Regions from separate parts of the Homo sapiens genome. Here all the other regions are linked to region 4. The links are chromatin contacts, found by Hi-C or POLR2A ChIA-PET in ENCODE. All regions are on one chromosome and are shown on one strand. Each heading gives the region's core, a stretch centred on a gene start or an enhancer-like site at or near the end of the contact. The rest is flanking DNA. Distances are from core to core; before and after follow the strand shown.

Evidence for each region. Hi-C counts contacts between places; a loop is a spot of excess contacts on that map. ChIA-PET counts read pairs that join two places held with the same protein, here RNA polymerase II (POLR2A). Pooled maps may share reads with other maps.
Region 1: a loop to region 4 is called in a map with no recorded cell type, with 9 times the contacts of the local background. The contact joins two enhancer-like sites. A Hi-C loop is called at or near these places in 1 of 37 single-sample maps with no recorded cell type and 3 of 50 pooled maps. POLR2A ChIA-PET finds 5 or more read pairs at or near these places in 2 of 52 experiments (CD8-positive, alpha-beta memory T cell and activated B cell).
Region 2: a loop to region 4 is called in a map with no recorded cell type, with 3 times the contacts of the local background. The contact joins the promoter of TRAF1 here to the enhancer-like site in region 4. A Hi-C loop is called at or near these places in 4 of 37 single-sample maps with no recorded cell type and 3 of 50 pooled maps. POLR2A ChIA-PET finds 5 or more read pairs at or near these places in 1 of 52 experiments (OCI-LY7).
Region 3: a pooled map shows a loop between it and region 4 (4-fold over the local background). The contact joins two enhancer-like sites. A Hi-C loop is called at or near these places in 2 of 37 single-sample maps with no recorded cell type and 3 of 50 pooled maps. POLR2A ChIA-PET finds 5 or more read pairs at or near these places in 1 of 52 experiments (OCI-LY7).

What each region holds. Positions count from the first base shown.
Region 1 is chr9:120,890,228-120,893,048 of GRCh38, forward strand. It overlaps a transcript of PHF19 not described here. Among named protein-coding and RNA genes, the nearest start is that of PHF19, 14 kb to the left of the region's middle. RefSeq lists an enhancer at 2,394-2,613. Within about 2 kb of position 1,489, at least 10 of the 41 ENCODE cell types and tissues checked have a DNase peak (open chromatin) inside an H3K27ac peak, as active enhancers do.
Region 2 is chr9:120,925,390-120,928,169 of GRCh38, forward strand. TRAF1 (TNF receptor associated factor 1) reads right to left here and starts at 1,407. Exons shown (of 8, transcript NM_005658.5): 1 at 1,161-1,407; 2 at 547-912. The coding sequence starts at 686. RefSeq lists enhancers at 36-559, 156-225, 686-1,025, 1,366-1,685.
Region 3 is chr9:120,943,268-120,945,969 of GRCh38, forward strand. C5-OT1 (C5 3' UTR overlapping transcript 1) reads right to left here. Exons shown (of 2, transcript NR_148450.1): 2 at 1-242. Among named protein-coding and RNA genes, the nearest start is that of C5-OT1, 8.2 kb to the right of the region's middle. RefSeq lists an enhancer at 1,579-1,628. Within about 2 kb of position 1,309, at least 3 of the 41 ENCODE cell types and tissues checked have a DNase peak (open chromatin) inside an H3K27ac peak, as active enhancers do.
Region 4 is chr9:120,691,942-120,694,849 of GRCh38, forward strand. All of the region lies in intron 1 of MEGF9 (multiple EGF like domains 9), which reads right to left. Among named protein-coding and RNA genes, the nearest start is that of MEGF9, 21 kb to the right of the region's middle. RefSeq lists an enhancer at 798-1,608. Within about 2 kb of position 1,375, at least 3 of the 41 ENCODE cell types and tissues checked have a DNase peak (open chromatin) inside an H3K27ac peak, as active enhancers do.

The DNA.
Region 1 (2,821 bases), core at 239-2,738, 200 kb after region 4:
ACCCTGATTCAGGTTTTGTGAGCTGAGGCCTCACAAATGAGCCTGCTTTTTTTTTTTTTTTTTTTTTTCCTGTTAACGCTTTTGACGTTTTCATTTTAATATGTGAAACCTGGCTACTTGTCTCAGGGAGAGTTTATGGAAAAAAAGCTTCCAGCTGGCTTTGGGCAGCCCATAAAAATGTACTGAAATGTCTAACTTTGACCAGTTAGAAATTAGGAGCTGTTGGGGGATGCAGGCCGGTGACGCCACTCGCCCTGGTGAGGCCACTGAATTTCAGTAATTAGCTCTCTGGGCAGGAGGACTCGCTCCTAATTCCTTCCTGGTTCCGAGTCAAAGGATGAGGCCCTGAATCTGTTAAAGAGAAACCACAGCTTTCAGATAACAGACAAACATGTCTTTAACACACGCAATCTTTGATTCAAATGATTTCAAAGGGCATGGGGGAGGGAAGGGTTTTTGTGAGCTTTAACCGAAGCCGCTCATCAGAATGTCAGCTCTCCAAATCCTATCCTTCCCTCAGCTCAAGTCTGACCTCCTCCAGGAAGCCCTCCTTGGTAACCCCAGCCCATCACAGGTTTGTTCATCCACACGACTCCTTGCTTTAAAACTCTCCAGAGGGTCTGCCTAACTTCATGGTCAAGTTCAGTCTTCTTAGTTTGGCATACAAGGCCCTTTGTGATCTGACACCTTCTCACCTGTGTAGCCTCTTCTCCTACTCTCCACCCCCACCCTTTAACCCAGGTGCGACAAACAACCTTCACCCCTCTCCCCGGAATTTGGGCCTCAGAGCCTTGGACTGTGTTTTTGCCTTGATGGGGATTTTCCTTCCCCTTCGTCATGTGGCTGGATGGTCCTTATTCCCAAAACTCACCCCAAGCCTCTCCTGCAGGGGTGGGGAGAGATTGAGCCCCCAGGGCTGGGTTAGGTATCCCTGCTCATGCCCCAGAGCGCCTGGGTTTCTGCTCATCACAGTTAGTGTAAGGATCCATTTACTCATCTGCCTCTCCCGCCCTCTTCCCTTCTCTCCCCTCCTCTCCCCTCCTTTCCCCTTCTTCTCCTCTCCTTCCCTCCCCTCCCCTCTCTGAGGAACTTGGTCCAGCTACAGTCAATATCTAGAGAAGGTATTGGCCTAGAGAACCTTGCTCAATCTTAAGCCCGCACACCTGCCGTACTTTGGGATCACCCCGGGAACCTTAACATGCTGATGCCTGTGTTCTTATCTTCAGAGACTCTGGTTTGATTGGCCTGGATGTGGCCTAGGCATGGGGTGAAGAGTGTGGGTTGAAAAGCTCCCCGGGTGGTTCAAGGTGCAGCCCAGGTGGAGCGCCACCATAATTTACAGCACACGACTCAAGACCCACCCAGCCACTTAGAGGAGCTGCACTCCAGGCACCTCGGGGAGTATAACCTTGAACTCGGAACCCCACTATATTTGCCATATTTGTTGTGTTGAAAGAAAACTAGTCATCTGTTTATCTGAGTCAGTAGCATTGAGCAGCTGTATAGTCCCCCACAGGCCCCACCCAGTCTTCCGTGCTTGTTAGGAGAGACGGAAGCATCACAGTCACCTGGTAGAAGGATGCCTGTCTGAGCCCCACCCCAAATCCAAGGAGCCAGACCAGGGACCCTGTGCTATAAACAAGTCTCCTGGTGATCCTTCTGCACACAAATGTGCCAGGGCTCAAAACATCCTAAAACAGGCTGCAAACCCCTGACGCCTTGCAGAGCCAGGTAGGAAAGTTCAAAGCAAAGAAAGGCCTCCAGGGGACCATGCGGGGACTGGAAAACGACTGGCTCTAGCAAATTCTTGTCCTTTGGGAATGTGGGCCCCATGTTGTCAAGTCCCTCTTTTTTAAAAAGAGAATGCCAAAAATCTGAATTTTTAAAAAGGTGAAACTTGTTTAAAGCTGACAACTAATTCAAGCCATTTAAGTACACAGCTCAGACCAAACAAAACTTACCTGGGACCTGAATTTAGCATCTATTACCAATGTTTGCGGCAAACCCCACACGTGGATGAAGCTAGAGGGTGGTGTGCTTGCCTGGCCTTGTCTCGGCTCTCTCTTTTTTGAGCTGTTTTCCTGCTATGGGACTTGGGCCAGCACGGAGTAGGAGTGGGGAGGCGGTGGGGAGCGGGTACAGGAAACGGCCCCTGAGACTTGTGCCGTACGTGCAATTGGGAGGCTGTTTGGGGACATTGTTCCTCACGTTTAACAGTGTTCTCTTCATGCCAACTCTCTAAAAAAATACCTCTCAGGTCTCAGGGCCTAATAGAGTTTTGATTTGCCTCAGCAATGGTGTGCCAGTGTCTTATGGACACTGAATTGCGTGGGATCAAGTTTTAGCTGCTAGAAAGGTCAGAGGGCAATTTGTGGCCTGTCCCCATGGCATATAGGACCTCAAGGTCCACACTTGTATACCTGTCATTCCTGGGTGCTTCTGACCTTTCCAACTTCTGTTTTTCGTTTGATGCTTGTCACATGACCACTCCTGTAAAATTTTATGCTTGTATATCAAATAAAGAAGTTAAGTGCTTTCTGAAATAAGGCATGCTATAAATAAATAAGCCCATAAAAATAGTAAGTGCTGAAAAAAAGGGTTATTGAATACATGACTACTTGAATGATTCATTTTGTGGTTGCACACAGGGCCTTGCACAGAGCAGGTGTTCAGGAAATGAGGGCAGGATGGTAGAGTGGAAAGCAGCAGTTTAGAGATGGAAAGACAATAGCCCTGCCATTTCCTAGCGACTGGGACCTTAGCCAAGCTGACTAACCTCTCTTAGCCTCAGTTTCCTCGTCTGTACAATGGGGACAATCTC
Region 2 (2,780 bases), core at 157-2,656, 230 kb after region 4:
GTTAATATTTTAAGTATCATTAAATACACAAATATATATCGATCTCTTTGTCCCCTCCAAAAGGGTTCCCAGCAAACGGTCTGAGGTGATGAGCAATGCTGTGGAAGGAGAGATATTCGTCTAACAGTTTGTCATTCACCAAGAGGTTTATATTTGTTATTATAAGGACTTTTGTGATTATTATTCATTGGGCTTCATTAACAATTCTATGACACAGAAAACAGCTTTACAGACAAGCGAGCTGCGGCTTAGGGACATTAGCAGAGCACCAGACCACACAGTGAGACAGTGGCCTCACAGCCTCGAGGCTCTCCTCGGTGTGGATGGCTTTCCCCTGTGGGAGCTGATGCCTTTCTGTGGCTTCCTCTCCTTCCACCACAGCCAGAGGGGCAGTGTCAGGGAGTGTGAGAAAAGGGTGTGGAAACTGAGGCCCAGAGAAGAAAAGTCACCGCCTGAAGTCACAGGCTCCTCTGCCCCTCACCTCCCATCAGGGGTCCCTCCCTGGCACCCACTTTCTGCCCACCCTCCGCTCCTCCATCACCTCACCTCGGGTTCTCAGAGAGACAGCCTGCACAGCAGAGAGCCCTGGGCTCCTTTGGGTCCTGGCAGACGGTGGGAGGGCACCCAAAGGGAAACTCATTCTCATCAGGGGCCGGGCGAGGACTGCTGCCTGAGCTGGAGGCCATCTCAGGGTTCCAGGCTGGCCAGAGGGCCTGTTTAAGTTGCTCCAGGGCAGGGGACCAGCCTTGTGGAGTCCTGGCCTGGGCCTCACTCTCTGGTGAGTAGGAGCTCTGATGACTTTATCTTCTTCTCTCTGGCTTGTGTGGTTCAACGTCACAGCTGAGTCACAGCAGGGATGGAGCAGGAATTACCCTTTGTGGCGATAAAAATCCCCTGGATGGTGACTGAAGGCTTTAGGAGTGTCCAGTCATTTTTTTTTTTTTTTAGAGTGAGAAAAAGCAAGAGAGCAAGTCAGAGAAAATGACCCGTGTCACAGACTCTCAGAAAGCACAGTGAGAGTTCCCCTGGTTGAGAATCGCAGGCTGCCGCTGGCTTCCCCCACTTCCCTGGGCACATCGGAGGAGGGGGCCACAGCTGGTCCCTGGTCTGTGTTCCCTGGCACCTCTGAGCAGCCTGGAATTCTCAGTGGGGGTGCTCACCTTCCTGGTGGAAATCCCCAGGGTGTTGGAGACAGGTCCAAAATTTCAAGTTCTAGGCGCTTTTGCTCTGCTCTGTTTGGAGTGTCTGGGTGACCTCAAGGAGAAGTCACTTCCTCACAGTGGGTTCTGATGACTCCATCTGTAAAAAAGAAGTTGCAACAGGTGGCCTCTGGGCTGTAAGATTCTGGGACCCTATCTTGCCTGGGACTGAGGCAACCAGAAGGAGCAGGAAAGCCCTGATGAAATCCAAGGCCTAGGACCACAGACTCCTCAGGGCCCTCCCCACACCACCCCACTCAGGAAGTCATAGGTGGCTACATGCTCCGGTCAGGTGCCACCACTTTACTGCCTCAAGGAGAACAAAGCGCTAAACAAATGCAAGATCACAGCAGCTGGTCTCAGCATCCAAGTGGGATGTAGATCCACATTTGCAGGAAAAGTGCACTGGGGAAACGATGGCTCCCAGAATGTGTACTGTGTGCTGGGCAACAGTTTCCCTCCAAATCCTTACAGCAACCTGCAAGGAATTCTTCTGCAGCTGTATATAGGGTCAGAGAAGCAAGATGCCTGGTCCAAAGGCACACAGCCTCTGGTAGTGGAGTGGGATTCACACCAGGGCTGTGGGGCCCCAAGCTCTGTGTGCTTGGGATGGAGATCAGAGTACCCAGCTCTTGTCTCATCTATCAAATGGAGAAGACAATCCCTACACATCTTTCCATCCTGCTTGGCTGCTACAGAGGTTTTGCAAACTTTCACAGTGGTTTCAGATCATGGGTTTTGAGGTCAGACAGAGCTGAGTTGAAATCCTGGGTCCACTGCTTACTAACTGTGGGCCCTGGGACAAAGTCCTTAACTTCCCTGAAACTCAGATTCTGCATCTGTAAAATGGGACAATAATACCTATTTCACCCATTTGTTGTGATGACTAAATGAGATAGTGGGTCAAAGTGTGGTGTGTAACCCAAGTGAAGTACTTGAATGACATTTGGCTCAGATGGTGACTACAGGCCTTCCAGCTCCTCAGAGAAAAGGATTAAAGTGGTGCATTATGCTTATACTGTGCTTTCACGTCTATCTACTGGAGCCTCAACAGGTGGGCAGGGCAGGTCATCTGGCCTGAGATACATTAAACTGCCCACCTGCCCTGGTGTAACACCAGGGCTGCCACAGGCTGGTGGCAAAGACAGCACGGCATCTTACCGCCACAATGTACATCAGGACCTCCACCCCCATAACAAACGACCTCCAGGCCTGCATCAAGACTATCAGAAGACACTCCCTTTTAACTGTGTACCCCATACCTGCAAGCTTTCCTGCAGCCAGCCCTACCTGTTCCCTCCTTCCCCTGGTTTGGGATAAAACAGGCACCCAAGACTTCTCTCCCCATCTGTGGGTCCCTTCTCTCCCCTCCGGCCTCAATACCACCCTCTCTACCTGCTCATTCCCACGGACATCAAAACGTGCGCAACCTGCTCTAATAAGAAAAGGGAAAAATAGTACTACTTTTGGGTACCGTCTTACGTAATTTTACAGACATCATCTCATCTAATTTTCACTCTGTGAAGCAGGTATTGCCATCATCATCCCCACCTTACAGATGAGAAAACTGAGGCACAGAGA
Region 3 (2,702 bases), core at 59-2,558, 250 kb after region 4:
TAAGATATCTTGGGGATGGGACCATGTCTAAATACAAAATTCATTTATGTTTCATGTATACCTTATATACATCCCCTAAAGGTAATTTTATACAATGTTTTAAACAATGTTTTACATGAAACAAAGTTTGTGTTAAGTACTTATGTGTGGAATTTTTCATTTGTGGTGTCATGTTGGTACTCAAAAAGTTTCAAATTTTGAAGCATTTCAGATTTTGGATTTTCAGATTTGGGATGCTCAACCTGTAATTATAAAATTATGGTAATTAGAAGAAAAAAAGAAAAATTATTAAAACCGTACAAAAGTTAACAGGATGACCCATCCCAGACCTATAGAATGAGAACCTGCACTTTCACAAGCTCTTAAACAACACTTCTGAAACTTTAACATGCCTATAATATTCCTGGATTTTTTTTTTTTTTTTTTTTGAGATGGAGTCTCACTCTGTCACCCAGGCTGGAGTGCAGAGGCGCAATCTCGGCTCACTGCAAGCTTCACCTCCCGGGTTCACGCCATTCTCCTGCCTCAGCCTCCCGAGTAGCTGGGACTATAGGCACCCGCCACCACGCCCGGCTATTTTTTTGTATTTTTAGTAGAGACGTGGTTTCACCGAGTTAGCAAGAATGGACTCGATCTCCTGACCTCGTGATCCACCTGCCTCGGCCTCCCAAAGTGCTGGGATTACAGGCGTGAGCCACCACGCCAGGCCTGGATATCTTATTAAAATATAGATCTCCGAGCTCTGCTCCCAAGATTTTCTGTTTCAGTAGGTCTGGGGTGGGGTCTGGGAATTTGCATTCCTGACAAACTCCCAGGCGGCCAGGGACCACACTTTGTATAGCATTGTTCTAAGGCTGACAGTCCTGAGGACCAAAAGAGGAAGGCAAATGGGAAAATTCGAGGCACTGGAGGAGGTTGTTTTTTAAGATAGTGGTCTTTTCCCAATTTTTAAAAAAGCACACCAGGCAGTCTCTGTCTATGGTATCTTAGCACAAAGATGCTTTTTGTTTTTAATGCTATGTTTATATTTGTGCAAGATTCTACATTTTAAAATTTCTCTCACTTGTTGGATCTTATTTCATCCTTGCAACAAATCTGTAAATTGGGTTGGGGGAAATTCTTTCATTATTTTTAAAAGATAGAACTGAGGCCTAGAGAGTTAAGACAGCTGGAAATCACACTCCAGCTGACTGCCACAGATTGTGGGCTCCTGAGTTGGCACTAAGGTGTTTTTCCTAATCATTATAACCCATTAGGGCTGATAATGTTACTTCCGCTTTCTAGATGGGCAAATTGAGACTTGATGAGGTTCAGGAACTCTCCCAAGGCCACAAGTCAGGGCAGCTCCTCTGTTTCATGGTTCAATGTCTTACTTCTTCACTGTATCACTTCCCCATACTAACTCCTCCTTTCTCTCTCTGTCTGTCAGTCACACACACACAACATAGCCAAATCAGTGAGCCATTTTAATTTCGACACCCAGCATTTATTTAATGAACAGACCACAGTTTGGCCTTTCGCCTTTAGAGGTGAAAGGAGGAGGCAAGAAGAGGATGAATGACGACCAGCCTTGCCCCAAGGCCCTAACAGACTCAGGAAACCTTTCTGCCTTCTCCTCCAACTCTAAGCATATCTCCTTTCCCTTCCTCTTCCTTTGCCCTCAGAGAATTACAGTCTAGTCCTGGCTCTAATTTCCTAAAGGTTCTTTATTTGGAAAATATATTATTAAGCCAAACAATCCTTTCCTTAACTCCAATTTCTCTTGTCTCATTCAGTTTCAACCCCCCTCCCACCGACCACCCTTCCAACACCAACACACACACACACACACACACACACACCCCTCCAGCCTAACAACAACAACACCAAAACCCTCTGATTGCTCCCAACTCATCTGTTAGACATGTTAGCCCTGGCCCTCACCACCAGGCTCGGGTCTCTGCTTGCCCCTGCAGGCAATGTTTCTATTAGGCCCTGAGGAGACACCAGGCTGCATATAGGAAGGCAGAGGAGCCTGGTGCTGCGGGTTCTAGCCCCAGCTCTGTTGTGGAACCCTCTTGGTGAGTCCTGGCTCCTCCCTGGGCCTGCTTCCTGGTCTGTGAAATGGGGAGGCATTGATGAGATGATCTCTAGAGGATCTTTAAATGTCAATATTTTATGAATCTAAGTAGGATGTTCACAGGTAAAAAATTATTGAATTTACCACCTCTAGTGTGCCAGAGAGGTATTATTACCCAGCCACAAGTTACTTTTATTGTGCCAGGCACTGTGCTAATCATTTTATGTGCATTATCTGTATTATCTCATTTGAGCCTTGCAGAAATCCTCTGACTTGGGTATTATTAGTACTTCTGTTTTTCAGATGTGAAAACTTCACCTTTTTATTAAAGCAGTCAAGTAGATGTTTTCTTGACTATTAAAAGTCTCTCAGCACTGAAGGGACATTAAGCCCCCTACCTTGAATTGCCCAGAAACATCCCTGGAAGGTGGCAGCTAGACTCTGCTCAGATGGCCCCAGCAATAAGGAACTTGGACCTGACTCTACTTTTGAATGGCTATGGCTATAAGAAAATGCTTCTTCACAGGGAGCCAAAACTGGTGTCTCTGTAACTCCTGCTCATCTCAGTGGTGGGAAGAATGCGGTGTTCAGAGGCCTCACTTGGGCTTCTGTCCTGGCCTTTCCATTTATCAGCACCATAATC
Region 4 (2,908 bases), core at 125-2,624:
AGGTACTTCGAATACTGAATTGTGGCTATGTACCACTCATTATTACATGATCTTGAGTAAGTTAAATACTTCTTATCTTCGGTTTCCTCATCCATATTTAAGTTTAAGGTAAGGACTGAAAGTGAAAATGTACATTAAGGAATCTAATACATAAGTATTCTAGAGCACTTGCATTTGTGTATGAATCTGTCTCTCCACTAGATTGTGAATGCCTAAGTCATTCACCATTCTCTCTTCAGTTCCTAGCACACTGCCTGGCATACAGAAGGCACTTGTGTTTGTTTAACCTAACATCAGATCCATCAAGAGGTCCAGCACCAATTGGTAGCTTTGTCAAGTCTCTAATTTTAATTATCTAAGTCTATGTGTTATACCAACAAGTAAAATAGGTTTCAAATGTTTGCTTAATAACAGAAGACAGGAAACTAATTCATAAACCCTCTATTATTATGTTATCTAGCATTTAATCCAAAATTAATGATGGAAAAGATTTAAAGAGACAGTAAGTGCCCTCTAATTATCTTCTCTGATGATCATTTACACTTATAGAAGTATGTTGCAGTTTCTAGACTGATCTTTCCAAACACAAATCTCACCATGTCACTTCCTGGCTTATACTTCTTCATGGCTCTTAGAATCAATTTCTGAGCATGACATGGAAAGCACATCATGATTTGACAACTTTGGACCATCCCAGCCACAAATCTCTTCATTCCCTGTTCCACCTTCATGTACCTTTTCCTCCCCTACTCGAGCCACTCAGGACTTCAGTTCCCTAAATGGGCCATGTATGTGCTCTCTTACTTCTGTACTTTTTCAACAGGCTGCTGCTCCCTTTTCCTAGAGTGTCCTTCCCCTCTTCTACCTGAATAATTCCTATTTGTTCTCAAGACTCCACTGAGAGAAAACATCCCACAGAAAGCCTTTCCTGACATTGTCCTTCATCCCCTAAAAGTCTGGGTAAGGAGTCCTCTCTTTGCTTCTGTAGTACATACCACTATGATAGAACTTACCATTCTGTAGTCTAATTTTCCATATCCTTCGCTATGTTCTCAATGACAGAAACCAGGTCTTATTTGTCTTTCCAGTATCTATCTAGCCCAGCTAGGTGCACAGTGGGTGATTAACAAAGATCTGATGAATGTAAAAGAACCTTATTTTGTATAACAGAAAGCCCAGTGTAAACTTATTGACAAAAGCACACCCTTTTCTTTGTTACTTAAATAAAAGTGAATGTAAAGTCAAACAGAAGCATCTTAGTGAAGCACTGTTAAAGACCAATTTGAGCATGGCAAGAAAAAATAAAGAGGATTTGAAATTTTGTCTGGTTAACCAAAAAAAAAAAAAAAAAAAGAAGAAGAAGAAGAAGAAGAAAAAGGAAAAAGAGGATGATACCATTGCAGATTGGTTAAGCAATAAGGAAACAGAAAGCAACAGCATCCTGCTGCTTGTGGCTTTAGTCCCTGAAGACCATTTAATCACAGATTTTAAGTGTGTGTATTTCTAAATGAGTGCTCTATTACACAAGATCATCAACTAAAAGAAGTATAGCAAAGAGAAATGCTTACATTCTGATAAACTGTTAAAAGGCTTGCTATTAACAAGAAAGACCATATGCTAAGAAAAATAATTCTCTAAAACAGCAAGTTTAAGTAAACATTTTTGTTGGCAATAAATGTCTGGAATCCATTTGGAATTTTTCAGTATTATTCACAAGTTAAAAATAATTGATACATATAAAAGTACATTACTAGGTTGCAAAGCATTTGTAGCAACTCAATACCATTATTTGCTATTGTCTCTATTTCTGACCAACTTGTGTTTCATGTTTTACACTGGCTAAAATGACTGTTAGTTTGGGGATGTAGGCTATTAGCCCTTAAATGTCATCCTGGCTAATGTATAACTTTACTCATCTGACTCATAACAGACATCCAAGTCTTCTCCTCTGGAAACCAATCCACTGTACAAATCAATTAGGCTAAAAAAAAAAAAATAAAGGTAAAAGTAAAATGGACAGAGCAGTATGTGAGGATGTACTTTTTCTTTTGGGTAAAATGCATACTTTCTACTCCAAAGAATCAGGAGAAAAACTGAAGAGAGTAGTAAACAGATATATGATATGGACAGTAAAATAATGACTACAAATCAGAAAAGAGAAGCAAAGGTGGCAGGGGCAAAAGATGCATTACAACTAACAGTGGTTAGAAGGATATAATAGAACACATTAAACTCAACCTACATTTAGCATGTCATTTTGCCATCCTAGAAAGAGCTTAAGAAATAAGATAGATCTGGGTTTGAATCCCAGCTAACTAGCACTTGGCTGTGACCTTTGGGCAAACAACTTAACCTCATCTTAGATTCAGGTTCTTTATTTGTAAAGTTGGGTAACACTGCTTATCAACAGAATTGAGAGGATTAGAGGTAATGAAGAATTTAAAAGGATTGGAAGCAGTGAAGTAAAAAGTCCGAAGGACTAAGTTTTCAATATGCAATAAAAAGTACAGCTAATATTTAGAAGGCCAATTTATGCCAGGAATTCTAAGTGTTTTACATTTATACGAATCATTTCATAATTATGGGCCTCCACTTCTTCATTTCTTCAAAGTGAGATTCTACTGCCCTAGGTTATTCTACTTTTTTAAACATAAGTACAAGACAGTTTGCCCAACAGCCTTTTCTTCCCAGAGTAGATGCAATCTCATGATACAGCTGGTTATACACAAAAGGAGGCCAAAAAGAAAGTTTCATGTTTAGCAGGTATGGTAGGTACTTCAGGCAATTTTTGTGGCTAGTGACTATCATGGTAGGTCTAGGAAAAAATTTCAAATTGCCCTTTTCTGGTTATGTTTCTAGATAGGAAGAAGAGGTAACCAAAGATGAATAAGGCAGTTTCTGTCCTCAC